Linked DNA regions of Homo sapiens: region 2 is linked to region 1. The links are chromatin contacts, found by Hi-C or POLR2A ChIA-PET in ENCODE. All regions are on one chromosome and are shown on one strand. The core of a region is the stretch at or near the end of the contact, and the rest is flanking DNA. Distances in the headings are between cores, read along the strand shown.

What was found. Hi-C counts contacts between places; a loop is a spot of excess contacts on that map. ChIA-PET counts read pairs that join two places held with the same protein, here RNA polymerase II (POLR2A). Pooled maps may share reads with other maps.
Region 2: a map of CD8-positive, alpha-beta T cell shows a loop between it and region 1 (6-fold over the local background). The contact joins two enhancer-like sites. A Hi-C loop is called at or near these places in 4 of 168 maps with a recorded cell type or tissue (CD4-positive, alpha-beta memory T cell, CD8-positive, alpha-beta T cell and naive thymus-derived CD4-positive, alpha-beta T cell) and 6 of 50 pooled maps. POLR2A ChIA-PET finds 5 or more read pairs at or near these places in 1 of 52 experiments (activated CD4-positive, alpha-beta T cell).

Annotation. Positions count from the first base shown.
Region 1 is chr1:2,639,417-2,645,509 of GRCh38, forward strand. TTC34 (tetratricopeptide repeat domain 34) reads right to left here. Exons shown (of 9, transcript NM_001242672.3): 7 at 5,877-6,093; 8 at 4,848-5,062; 9 at 1-2,479. The coding sequence ends at 1,952. Among named protein-coding and RNA genes, the nearest start is that of MMEL1, 9.4 kb to the left of the region's middle. Within about 2 kb of position 3,220, at least 32 of the 41 ENCODE cell types and tissues checked have a DNase peak (open chromatin) inside an H3K27ac peak, as active enhancers do; they include CD8-positive, alpha-beta T cell, where a contact is called at or near this core.
Region 2 is chr1:2,837,135-2,843,227 of GRCh38, forward strand. No RefSeq gene overlaps it. Among named protein-coding and RNA genes, the nearest start is that of TTC34, 38 kb to the left of the region's middle. Within about 2 kb of position 3,422, at least 3 of the 41 ENCODE cell types and tissues checked have a DNase peak (open chromatin) inside an H3K27ac peak, as active enhancers do; they include CD8-positive, alpha-beta T cell, where a contact is called at or near this core.

The DNA of each region.
Region 1 (6,093 bases), core at 1,970-4,469:
AGGGGACGCCTCCCCACTGCCTCCACCTGGCCCCGACATTGGAGCAGGCCCTTCTGCTGTGACCAGGCTCTCTGGACCAGCCCTTGCCTCCTCTGCCTCAGTGCCGACTGGCCCACCTGACCCGAGGAACTTGCGTGTCCCTGAACTTAGCTCTTGGGCTGCTGACAGGTGTTTGTTGAGTCCTTGAGCACACGGGTGAAGACAGGGAGGGAAGGGTGGATGGGGAGCTGGCAGGCGGAAGATGGATCAAATTGGTGCCTGCGCTGGGGAACCCCGGAAGAGGGGGACTGCGTGAAGATTCCGAGCGGGGAAGGCGAGGAGCGGGGCTGAAGGTCCCTGTCAGGGCCCTCTCCCACTGTGGGCTGCCCATCCCCGAGGTACTCAAGGTGGGAGGCACTGACCCTTTACCCAGACCCCTGTGGCCAGAGACACATAGGCGGTGCCAGCTGATGAAGGTGCATGGGGGTTGAGGAGTGGGTGAGGCCTGAGGAGGAGGGGGGCTACCCAGCCCTGCACCTGCCGCCTGGGGGCCCCACTTCCATGCAGGGCGAGGAATAGGGCCCCTCCCTGCCTGACCCCCTGGACTGGGGTTCGTCAGATGATCCCAGAAGCGAAGTGGGTGGAGAGGCAGGGGGTCTATCTGTGGGTTCAAGACCATGGAAGGAAGCGGCAGAGAAGGGGACAGAAATGGGACAAATGCAAGTGCCCAGGAGGAGAGAGAAGCCAGGAGGGGGGGTCGTGGCCCTGTCTCCCCAGGGTGAAGTCAGGCAGGGCTTGGGGGCACGTTTTGCACCGAGTCAGCTCACCCAGCATGTCTCTCGCCCATGGCCATGAGAGAAAGCCCCGGGCTGAGGCCTCAGTCTGTGACACTCACAGTGATGGGCAAAGGCTGGCTGCCTCTGCCCCACCCAGAAGTCCCCAAGCTCACTGGCAGCTGCAAGGCCTGGGGACATTTAACGCACGTATAAGAACAAGCTGTTCTCTCGCTCTGTGGAAGCACTGATACCTCCCAGCAGCTTCGGGAGACAGGTCTGGTGGGAGCCTGGGGACTGTGCTCATCAGGGCCCCTCGGTGGTCCCTCTGCTTGGAAGGGAGGGGCCTGTGGAGGAGGGAGGAAGTTTACCCCCAGCACACTGGATTCTCGATGAAGGGCCCCCATGAAAGCACCCTGAAAGGTCAGCTTGGGGTATGGGCTGGCTGGGCCCATTTGGGAGCTCTGTCTCTGGAGAGGGCTCAGGCTCTACTGGAGGCTGGCCCAAGGCTCAGGGTCCAAGCAAAACGCAGCTTCACACCCAGGGAGGGGCTTCTGGGGCTGGTACCATCTCCCCAAGGGCCCCAGGAGTCTGGCCTCAAACCTGTCCAACCTGTAGGATCCCAGGCCAGGGACGAGACCTGGGGCTGCTTCTTCAAGGTCTGAGCCCCAGGTGTGGGCCAAGAGGGCCCCAACTGCAGGGACCAGGTTGCTGGTGGTAGAAGGGACTGTGAAGCTTCTAGGATGGTCCCTTCATGCAAGTAGGAAGCTGTCCCCTGTCCTTCCCAAGGCAGAGGTGTGAGGCTGGCTGTCCAACACTGACTCATGCTGGGGCAGGGAAGCGGGGTGTGGGGAGGGCAGGGAAGGGGGGTGTGGGGAGGGCTGGGAAGGGAGGTATGGGGAGGGCTGGGAAGGGAGGTATGGGGAGGGCTGGGAAGGTGGTGTGGGGAGGGCTGGGAAGGGGGAGGGCTGGGAAGGGGTGTGTGGGGAGGGTGGGAAGGGGGGCTGTGGGGAGGGTTGGGAAGGGGGGTTGTGGGGAGGGTTGGGAAGGGGTGTGTGGGGAGGGCTGGGAAGGGGGTGTGGAGAGGGCAGGGCAGGTACCTCCCCGATTTAGGGAGCTGGGTACACCCCTGGGCCTGGACATCAGGTGCAGATGCTAGGGTGGCCCCGTGATTAGGGCTGGGAGAGGGTCAGGCCCAGTCACTGTAGCCAGCAGCCTGAGGATGCCTCCCTCCGGATTCTGGCCTTCAGTCTCTTCAGGCCACGGTGGTCGGGGTCCACCAGGAGGCCGCTCTCTACCGCCGTCCAGGCCTCTGCGTGACGCTGCTCCTCCAGGCAGCACTGCCCGCGGAGAAGGAACATGCGTGCAGTGGGGGCCCGGCCTGGCTGCCTGCACAGGCTGTTCTGGGCCAAGGAGGGCGCCAGCTTCAGGGCCTGGGCAAAGGCCCCTGCGGCCGCCGCCTCATCCCCCAGGCTCAGCAGCAGGCGACCCTGACGGCAGAAGTCCTCTGCCCGCCTTGGGAGGTCACCATCCCCCAGCGCCTCCTGGAGCACATGGTCCAGGTCCCTAAGGGCCCGGCCAAACTCCTGCAACTCGGCCAGGCAGGTGGCCCGCAGACGCAGGTGACAGGCACTGCTGCCACTGGCCAGGACAGACAGCGAACAGTAGCCCAGCGCCTGCCTGGGTTGCCCTGCGTCCAGGAGGGTGCCGGCTTCCTGGGCCGCCGCCTGCACAGAGGACACAGAGAGAGGCAGGGAGAGTGGGGTCAGCCCCAAAAGCCCGGCCGCCCCTGCCCTGCAGAGGTCCTCTGCACAGCCAGCTTCTGCTGGCTCCCTGGGGATGGCGGGGCCCTGGGCTGCACAGGAGCTGCCCGCTGCTTCTGGAGGGGCTGGCTGACCATGGGCAAGGGCAGGAAGGGGGACCCAGGGTAGAGGACCCCTCCCTGCAATTCCCACTGCCCTGGAACCTGCCAAAGTGCTGTTCCGACCCTTGGCCCAAGGCCTGGCATCCTTGCCCACTGCTCTTCTCCCTGGGCCTCGGATCAGGGACCTGGATTTACCTCCTCATGGTCCCCTCCTGGCAGCCCTACCGCCCCACCGGCTGGGCCCAGGTTCCCTTGACTGGGTGACCACACCGGCCTCCTCCCTCGGTCCCTCTGGGCCAAGTCACCTCTCCATCGGGCCCTCTGAGGGGGCTGCTGCCCAGCCCTTCCACTCTGCCCACCTTCTGAAGGCTGCTCCAGGCCTCTGAGCACGTGCACCCTAGCCCCTCTCCCTGGGGCTGCTGGACGGAGGGCACAGCCTGTGCTGTGGGCTGCTGCTGGCCAGGCCTGCCTGCCCCCCCCACTCCTCCCGGGCACTTTCCTGAGCCCACCCAGGCCCAATCGCCTCATCTCTGACCCAGTTTTTTCACAGAGTCAACCACGACCAGAAATCCGCTCGCCTCGCTGGGCTCCTCCTCCGCTCAAGAATCTGCAGGGGTTCCCCGCTGCCTGAGGAACACGCCAAGGTGCAGGCCCCGCCTTTCTCGCTGGCGCTGCCTCTCTTCCAGCAGCCCGGCGGTCCTCGACGCTACCTCCCCCGGGGGGCGCAGCGCACCCAGGACCCCGCCAGGCTTGGCCGCACGGGGCGAAGCCGAGGCCCACGCCCGGGGTCCGTGCAGGGAGCGAGGGGGTCCCACGGCCCCGGCTTTGCTGCTGGGCTCCCGCAGGGCACAGTGTGGCCTCTTCTGCCAGCTGTGAGCGGCGCTGAGCAGGGCAGGGGCTCGAAACCCCGTCCCTCGCCTGCGGTGCGGCCCGCGGGACCGCCCCTCTCCGGGCGGAGGCACCTGACCCCGACCCGTAGTTCACGGCCCGGGGTGGTAGTGAAGCCTCGGCCCGCGCAGGACCCGCACATTTGGGCCGGGTCCATGGCAGCAGGAGGGCGAGGCCCCGAGCAGCTGTCGGACCCCGGGAGCCCCCAGGCCGCCCCAGTGGGGAAGGGCGCTCAATCCGACCCCAGACTCCCCTGAGCCCGCGGCTCGGGCCGCGCAGGCGCAGTGCCACCCGGAGGGGGCCGCCTGCCGAGGGGCGGGGCGCAGGAAGCGGGGCGAAACCACTGTTGGCTCATTTCCGGGTGGGTCCCCGTCTCCAGGCAACCATTTCGCGTCCTGCAGATTCTTGCCTGTGCCGGGAGCCGCCTCCTGGCGCCGCAGCCCAGCCGTATTCTGCAGCCTCGGAGACCCGCGTCCAGCCCCGCCTCCGGGCTCGGTGACCCCCGTTCAGGAGACCCCATCTAGCCGCCTCCTCTGGGCTCCGGGACCATGGCCCCAGCCAGGCTTCCCGCCCCCTGCCAGGCCCTGCTCCCACCTCGAAGACCCCAGCACAGACCCCTCCTCCTGGCTTGGAAACGCCCAGTCCCTCTGGGAGCTCTGAGACCCCACCCCGCCCAGCCCGGCCGCCTCCTCTAGGTCCCGATAACCCAATCTCAGCGTTGCTCTTCAGCTCGGGGGGGGCAGCGGCGCCCCCTCTGCAGCACCGAACTGCCCCTTACACTGGTGTAGCCCCGACTCCGCCATGAGCTCCCTGTTCTTCCTAGTGTGGTTTCTGTTTTCCTAAGTGGCCCCGGAGTGCTAGAACCCGCTGGTGTCAGGAAGCATTAAGGAGGTGAAATCCTGCCCAGGCCCCACTGGGGTGTAGTTCTGCCTCTGGGACCCCAAAGCCTGCTGTGCTCTTGGCCTCCCAGCCTGCCTTGTCCCCACGTGCCTTCTCCCGGCCTGCCATGGGTTTGGGGTGGGCTTCCTGCCGGGCAAGGTGCCCCTGGCTGGCTCAGTCTGGCCCTGAGGGCAAGGTCCTCTTCCCTCTCTTGCACCCAAGTCACCTGTGGCTTATACTTCCCATACAAAGAGGCTGAGAGGTCGGTGGGGTTGTAGGGCTAAGGTGGCCAGAGACCGTCTTCCTGGGCCAGAAGTGGGTGCCTCCCACCCCACCCCAAACCTAACTGAAATCAACCCAACCGCAGAGAGTGAAGAAAGGCTGCCCCAGTGGTGGGCCCGGGGGTCTCATGCCTGTGTGCTGGGGAAGGTTGGGGTGGGAGATCTGTGGGGTTCTTTGGGCACCTGGGCAAGGCTCTGCCGCTCCGAGGCCTCCAGGAGATGCAGCAGGCAGCTGAGATCCGGGGCATCCACCTCGGCCAGGCTCTGCAGGTCCCTTGCAGCCCCTGGCACGTCTCCCTTCTTGAGCTGGAGCAGGCCCAGCCGGGCCCGGGCTGCCTCTGACGTTGGGGCACGGTGCAGGGCTTTTTCCAGGTGGGTGCCAGCTTCCTCGTAGCTGCCTGTCAGGGATTCAGGAGGGACAGTCAGTGTGTGGGGTTGGGCAGAGGTGCGAGAGAGCTGAGACTCGCTGGCCGCTCCTTCCCTGCCCTGTGCTGGCTTGCGGGGAGCTGATGATGGCTCAGCCCAGGAAGAAGGAGCTGGGAGCAGAGGTGCACCGTGATTCCAGGCAGGTCACAGGGACTCACCTCTGACCCCACTCCATGATGCTGAGCTACCACACCGTGGGCACTACAAGGGGCTGCTTTCTCTCCCGGGCAACTAGAGGCAAACTCTGGGCCTGCTGGCGCAGAGTGGCATGTGGGGAGCAGCCCTGGGGCCCCTGAAGCCCTTGGTGGGCAAATGCAGACTGCAGAGAGAGCTCCCCTTTGGAATTAGTGGTGAAGTGGTTTCCACATCACCAGGGGGATGTGGAAATCCGCGGGAAGGGCCTGCATGTCGGCCCATGGGGCTTCTGACAGTTCCTCCTGGAACAGGGCCTGCCATCCCGTGGGTGCCCGAGAAACAACGACTGGAGGTGCATGGATGAATGAGGGGGCTGAGGGTCCAAGACCTTTCAAAGACCAAGATCACCCCTCGGTTTCTCCTCCATTGCAAGCAAAGAGCCACCCGGGTAAAGCAGAGGAGAGCCTTTTGAACGCCAGGCCTCACACAGGGAGCAGGGCCAGAGGTCATGGGATTTGGGGTGGAAGGGACCTTGGAAGCTGTTGTGGTCCGGGTCTCTTTCTTCCATTTTTACAGAACAGGATACAGAGGTCAGAGGAGCGGGGACAGAAGCCCAGACCCCGTGTTTCCCACCTTGGGGCCGCCGCATACCCTGTGCCATGAGAATGTCTGCCAGGAGGAGGTGCCAGTGCGGTTGCCCTGAGTCGATTTTGATCAGCGCCTCCCCCACAGCAAGGAGGCCCTGGGTGTCCTTGTCCTCGAGAGGGGCCCCAGTGTCTGGCAGCTGGCTCAGAAGGGCCCGGCAGTGGGAGTAGAGGCCCTGTGTGATGAGGGCCTGGGCTTCCGGCTTCAGAGAGCGGAGCTCAGG
Region 2 (6,093 bases), core at 2,172-4,671, 200 kb after region 1:
CCTTTTTGGCACCCAGGACGGGTTTTGCGGAAGACAATTTTTCTATGGATCTGGAGGGTGGGGGATGGTTTGGGGATGATTCAAGGGCATTGCATTTATTTGGACTTTATTTCTATGATGATTACATTGTAATATCTAATGAAATAATTCTACAACTCACTGTCATGTAGAATCAGTGGGAGCCCTGAGCTTGTTTTCCTGCAACTAGATGGTCCCGTCTGTGGGTAAGGGGAGACAGTGATAGAGCATCAGGCTTTAGATTCTCATGAGGAGTGCACAACCTACATCCCTCGCATGCACGGTTCACAATAGGGTCCTGGCTCCTGTGAGAATCGAATGCCACAATGCCACGGCTGATCTGACGGGAGGTGGGGCCCTGGTGGCGATGTGAGTGTTGGGCAGTGGCTGGAAACACAGATGAAGCTTTGCTCACTCACACGCTGCTCACCTCCTGCTGCACGGCCCGGTTCCTAACAGGCCATGGACCCATACTGTGGTCTGGGGGATGGGGAGCTCTGTTTTAATGGAAGCATCAGTGAGTGCGGAAAACTGCCCCACTGTGGCTGAACACCCTTGAGAAATCACCCTGTGGACCAGGAAACAGGGCAGCCATGTCCACTCCTGGCACACTTGGCTCTCCTCCCAAACCTACTGCCACCTTGACCGCCAGGGCCATAGCTTGGTTTTGCCCCTCTCTGAATTTTACATAAATAGAATCATGCCATGTGCCCTCCTGTGTGTCTGGCTTCTTTCCCTCAACATTACGTTGCTGCAATGACTCCGTGACAGGCAGAGCTGTGACTTGTCACCTTCGATACATAGCATCCCGTGTTGTGACGATGCTGCAGTCTATTTGCCTGTCCTATTGTCAGTGGGTCATGCCGACCTCGGCAATATTGCTAACCATGCTGCCGTGAACACTGCGGTATGTCTTTTGGTGAACATGCGTGCACATTCCCACAGAGTACTTGGCTAGGTGCAGAATTGCTGGGCCATAAGTTATGTGTAGATTCAGCTGTAGGAAGTATGGATACCCAGTGTTCCAGAGTCACGCCACTTTCTCTCCCTGCACGTGGGGTGCTGGAGTTCCAGTTGCTCTGTCTCCCCACCAACCTTTGCTTATGTCAGTCTGTCATTGTAGCGTCTCTCATAAGTGTGTATGGGTGGCTCGTGGTTTTAATGTGCTTTCCCTGATGAGGATTGACACTTCGCAGTTTTTTTTTTTTTTTTTTTTTTTTTTTGAGATGGAGTCTCGCTCTGTCGCCCAGGCTGGAGTGCAGTGGCACGATGTCGGCTCACTGCAACCTCTGCCTCCTGGGTTCAAGTGATTCTCCTGCCTCAGCCTCCTGAGTAGCTGGGACTACAGGTGTGTGCTATCACACCCGGTTAATTTTTGTATTTTTAGTAGAGATGGGGTTCACCTTATTGGCCAGGCTGGTCTCGAACTCCTGACCTTGTTATCTGCCTGCCTTAGCCTCCCAAAGTGCTGCTGGAATTACAGGCGTGGACCACTGCATCTGGCCGACATTTAGCACTTTTTAATCAAATGCTTATAAGATAACTTTTGCAAAATGCCTGTCGGAGTTTTTTTTTTAACCCTTTTTTTGATTATGGGTTGCCTTTTGTTCTTGTTCTTACTGATTTGTAAAAGTCTGGTATATATCTAGGAAGTGAGTTTTTTACCAAATACACTTGTTACAAGTATTTTGCCACAGTCTATAGTTTGCCTTTTTACTTTCTTAATAGTGCCATAAGGTCTGGACTTAAGAAATCTTTGCCTATCCCAAAGTCATACAACATTTCGCCTGTGTTATCTTCTAGATGTTTTACTGCTTTATCTTTGATGTTTAGAATCTATAGCATCCCAGGAACTGATATTTAGAAATGGTGCGATATAGGGACCGAGGCTTATTTCTTCCAGACGGATACCCAAGTGACTTAGCACCATTTTTTGAAAAGACCATCCTGCCCCCAGCTTCGTTCTACACCAGGTCGCCATTTATTGTGGGTCTGTTTGTGCACTGATACTACACTGGCTTAATTATTGTAGCTTCATCTTAGACCCTGGCCTCTAGTGGGGTAGGTCCTCCTGTGTTGCTCTTCTCCTGTAGACTGTCTGGTTCTCCTGGTCTTTTCTTTCCTTCTTTTTTATTTAATTAAAATGGAGTCTCGCTCTGTTGCCCAGGCTGGCATGCAGTGGTGCAATCTCGGCTCACTGCAACCTCCGCTGCCTGGGTTCAAGTGATTCTCCTGCCTCAGCCTCCCTAGTAGCTGGGATTACAGGTGTCCGCCACCACACCTGGCTAATTTTTGCATTTTTAGTAGAGACAGGGTTTCACCATATTGGCCAGGCTGGTTTCAAACTCCTGACCTCAAGTGATCCACCCACCTTGGCCTTCCAAAGTGCTGGGATTACAGGCATGAGCCACCGTGCCCAGCCCAGTCCCAACCTTTTCATTTCCTGTACACTTTAAAAGTGTGGCTTCCTTTCACCAATAAAAACCTGCTGGCGTTTTAAAACTAGCGTTGCATGGAATCACTGTGTTAATGTGGAGATGATTGACATCTGTCCACCTTTGATTCATGAACGAGCTGGTTCCTCCACTTGGGGCCTCCATTACTTTTGTAAAATGATGTTTTGTAGTTTTCTGTGAGAGAAGTTTTGCACATTTTAGATGCATTCTCAGGTATTTGATTCTTTGTGTCATTGTAAATGATACTGTTACTGGCTGAAGGTCTTGCTACAGGTCGTTCGGGTTCTTGGCTTTTTGCACAAAGAGTTGGACAAAATGCACGAACAAAGTGACAAGAGAATCAAGCAAGGAAAGCACAGACTTATGGAAACAAAAGTACATTCCCCAGAGTGAGAGTGGGCTCGAGCCAATAGCTCAAGAGCACTGCTTAAGAATGTTCTGGGGTTTCAACAGCCTCTAGAGGTTTCTCATTGGTTACTTGGTTACAATCTATGTAAATGGAGTGGCCCACGACCAGTCTGAGTGATTGGGACCAATCAGAGGCTGAAATGAAGTTACAAAGTTACACCGCTGTGCAAATGAAGAGTAAGGCCGTGACCAGTCTGATTGGTTGCTGGAGGTGACCAATCAGAGGTACTTTCCGTTTTTCATCTGCAACGCAGTGGAGGTGGTGGGGACATTGCTAAGGGAGTCGCCTCTGATCATTTTGTTACTTTGGTGGGAAGAGGTGAGGTTTTCCTTTTGATTCAGTTCTAGGAAGTCAGGGCGAATCAGCCTTAGACTCCAGACCCTATTCTCCTGCCTCAGTATCATTTTACTTCTTGGTTATTTTCTTTTCTAAACACAATTAGCACAATCCGCGGCAACAGTAAAGGTTCTGACTCCAGTTTTGCGGTTTTCCTGCAGAAGGTCTTGAAGCCTCACCCTCCCCTCCCTCTTCTGTCCCACCTTCCTGTGAGCCGATGAGAAGGCCTGGGTCCCCCTCTGGCGGTGCTGGCAGGAAGTTCAAAGCCTGGGGCCCCTGGCCTGCCTGTGGGAACCTTCACCCCAGCCCATCCCCGACCTCTGGGACCTCTGGGACCTCTGGGAAGGCTGAGTCCACCTCCTCTCCCAGCCGCCTCAAGCCACTTTCAGACAAACTTGGGCATCAGCCCCGCTCTCCCCAGAAAGCCTCATTGCGTGACTAGTAAGCCTTGCATACCCTCTTGGGGTGTGTGAATGTGTGAGAGTGTGTGTGAGTGTGTGTGTGAGAGTGTGTGAGTGTGTGAGTGTGTGAGTGTGAGTGTGTGTGAGTGTATCACTGTGAGTGTGTGTGAGCTAGTGTGTGTGTGACTGAGTGTGTGTGTGAGTGTGAGTGTGTGTGCGTGTGTGCAAGGCATCATCAGTATTGACATCCAAACCAAATTTTAGGAACGTGGGGGAGTGATGTCTATCTTGTTTCTTGCAGTGGGGTGACCACAACACCAGCCTAGACAAATGTCATTGATTTTTATATATTGACCGTGTATCCGGTGACCACACTGAGTTTACTTCATCAGTCTGATGGTTTATCTGTAGCGTCCTTAAGATATTTTACATATAAAATCATGTTGTCCACCTATAATAAAAGTTTTATTTCTTCCTTTCCAATCAAATGCCTCTTATTTCCTTTTCTTGGTGTGATCACACTGGTGAGGACCTCAGCATGTGTGACTTAAACTACACAGGGGAGCTGCCATCTTTGTCTCATCTCTAATCTTGTGGGAAACCTTCCATGATTTCACCATTAGGTAGAATATATTCTCCAGGCTTTTTGCAGGTGCTTTTGATCGGAGTAAGGAAGCTCCCTTCTCTTGTTTTCGGATCGTTTGTTTTATTATCGTGAATTTTCCCTGCTTTCTTCTCATCCTTTTCTAATTGAGTTCTCCTGTGTTCCCTCCCACTCCTCTGCCTGCGTGAATCTGGGAGTGAGCATCCCTTTATATTTTGGGCCTAGGGGAACTCACTGGACTCACCCTAGTCCTGGCCCTGCCTTTGACGTTTGTCAAAGCCTGATTTCTGTCCCCAAATATGATAAATTTTGGTTACTATTCCTTAGGTACTTGAAAAGAGTGTGTCTCCTGCAGTTTTGGGGGAGAGTGCTGTGTATCCGTACAATGAACTGCGTGTTTATGTCTGCTTGAATTCAGATGCTGAAATCCTAACTCCTAAGATGACAAGGTTAGGAGGTGGAGACTTAGGAGTTGATGAGGTCATGACGGTGGAGCCCCCGAGAATGAAATAAATGCCTTATAAAAGGAACCCCAGAGAGCTGGCTTGACCTCTTTCTACCCCGTGAGGATACAAGGGAGGTCAGCCGTCTGCAACCCCGAAGAGGGCTCTCACCAGAACCCAACGATGCTAGCATCCTCATCTCAGAGTTTGTCTCCAGAAGGGTGAGAAACAGATTTCTGCTATGTATAAGCCATCCAATCTAGGGCCCTTTGTTACTGCAGCCCAAAGGGACTAAGACAATCCATACATCAGGTCATATTTAAAATCATGTTTTCAAACTGTCTGTTAATATATCCTCACTCACCTGCTGTCTGTTCTATCAGTTACAGGCTGAGGTAGGTGAAAATTTTTTCATTATGATGATAATTCTGTCCATTTCTCCCTTCTCAATTCCTTCCCTTTATGTTTTGAACTTATATTATTGAGTGCATATGAGTTTTAATTTATGTTTCCTGATGGATTGACCGTTTTAACCTGTATCGTTTAACCTGTATCATTTCTCCCTTCTCAATTCCTTCCCTTTATGTTTTGAACTTATATTATTGAGTGCATATGAATTTTAATGCTATGTTTCCTGACGGATTGACCGTTTTAACCTGTATCATTTAACCTGTATCATTTTAACCGGTATGCACTGTCTCAGTGATCTCAAGCACGGCTTCTTGCCTGGAGGTCCGCCCTGCCTGTCAGCATACCATCAGCTTCCTTTCGGTTATTGTTTACAAGGCGCTGATTTTCCCATCCTTTTATTTTGATTTTTGTATGTCTTTCTAATTAAAGTGTGTCACAAGCAGGATGTAAGTGGTTTTCAAAAATATAATCTGACAATCTTTATCTTTTAATTGGAATATTTAGTACTTTCACATTTAATATAATGACAAATATTTGGGGTTTAAATCTACCATCCGACTATCTGGTTTTCTATTGGGTTCGTCTGTTTTTTGATCCACTTTTTTCCTGTTTTCCCTTGTTTTATCTCTTGTCCTGTTAACTTGTTAAATATCCTATATGTTATTCTTCTTTTAGTCTTTTCCCTAAAAAAGATTAAAAACACATCCTTGATTTATTACACTCTACCATGATTGCATACTCCTGTCACTTCCAAGACAAGGCAAGTACTTTAGAATATTTTATTTTAATTAAGTAATTAATTTTTCCCTGGGTCAGAAATGGACAATTTATTACACATAGAAATAGCAGTAGCTAGACTATCAGAATTTCTGGGAAGTTTCCCTGAGCTCTGGTTCCCACAGGGTGATGGGAAGAAGGTTGGATGATAACTGCACGCCCAGTGGGTTGCATTACAGGAAAACTCTCAGGTTAGGGAATCCAAATCTTTTCAAATAGAAAGTAGGCATGCTTGCAA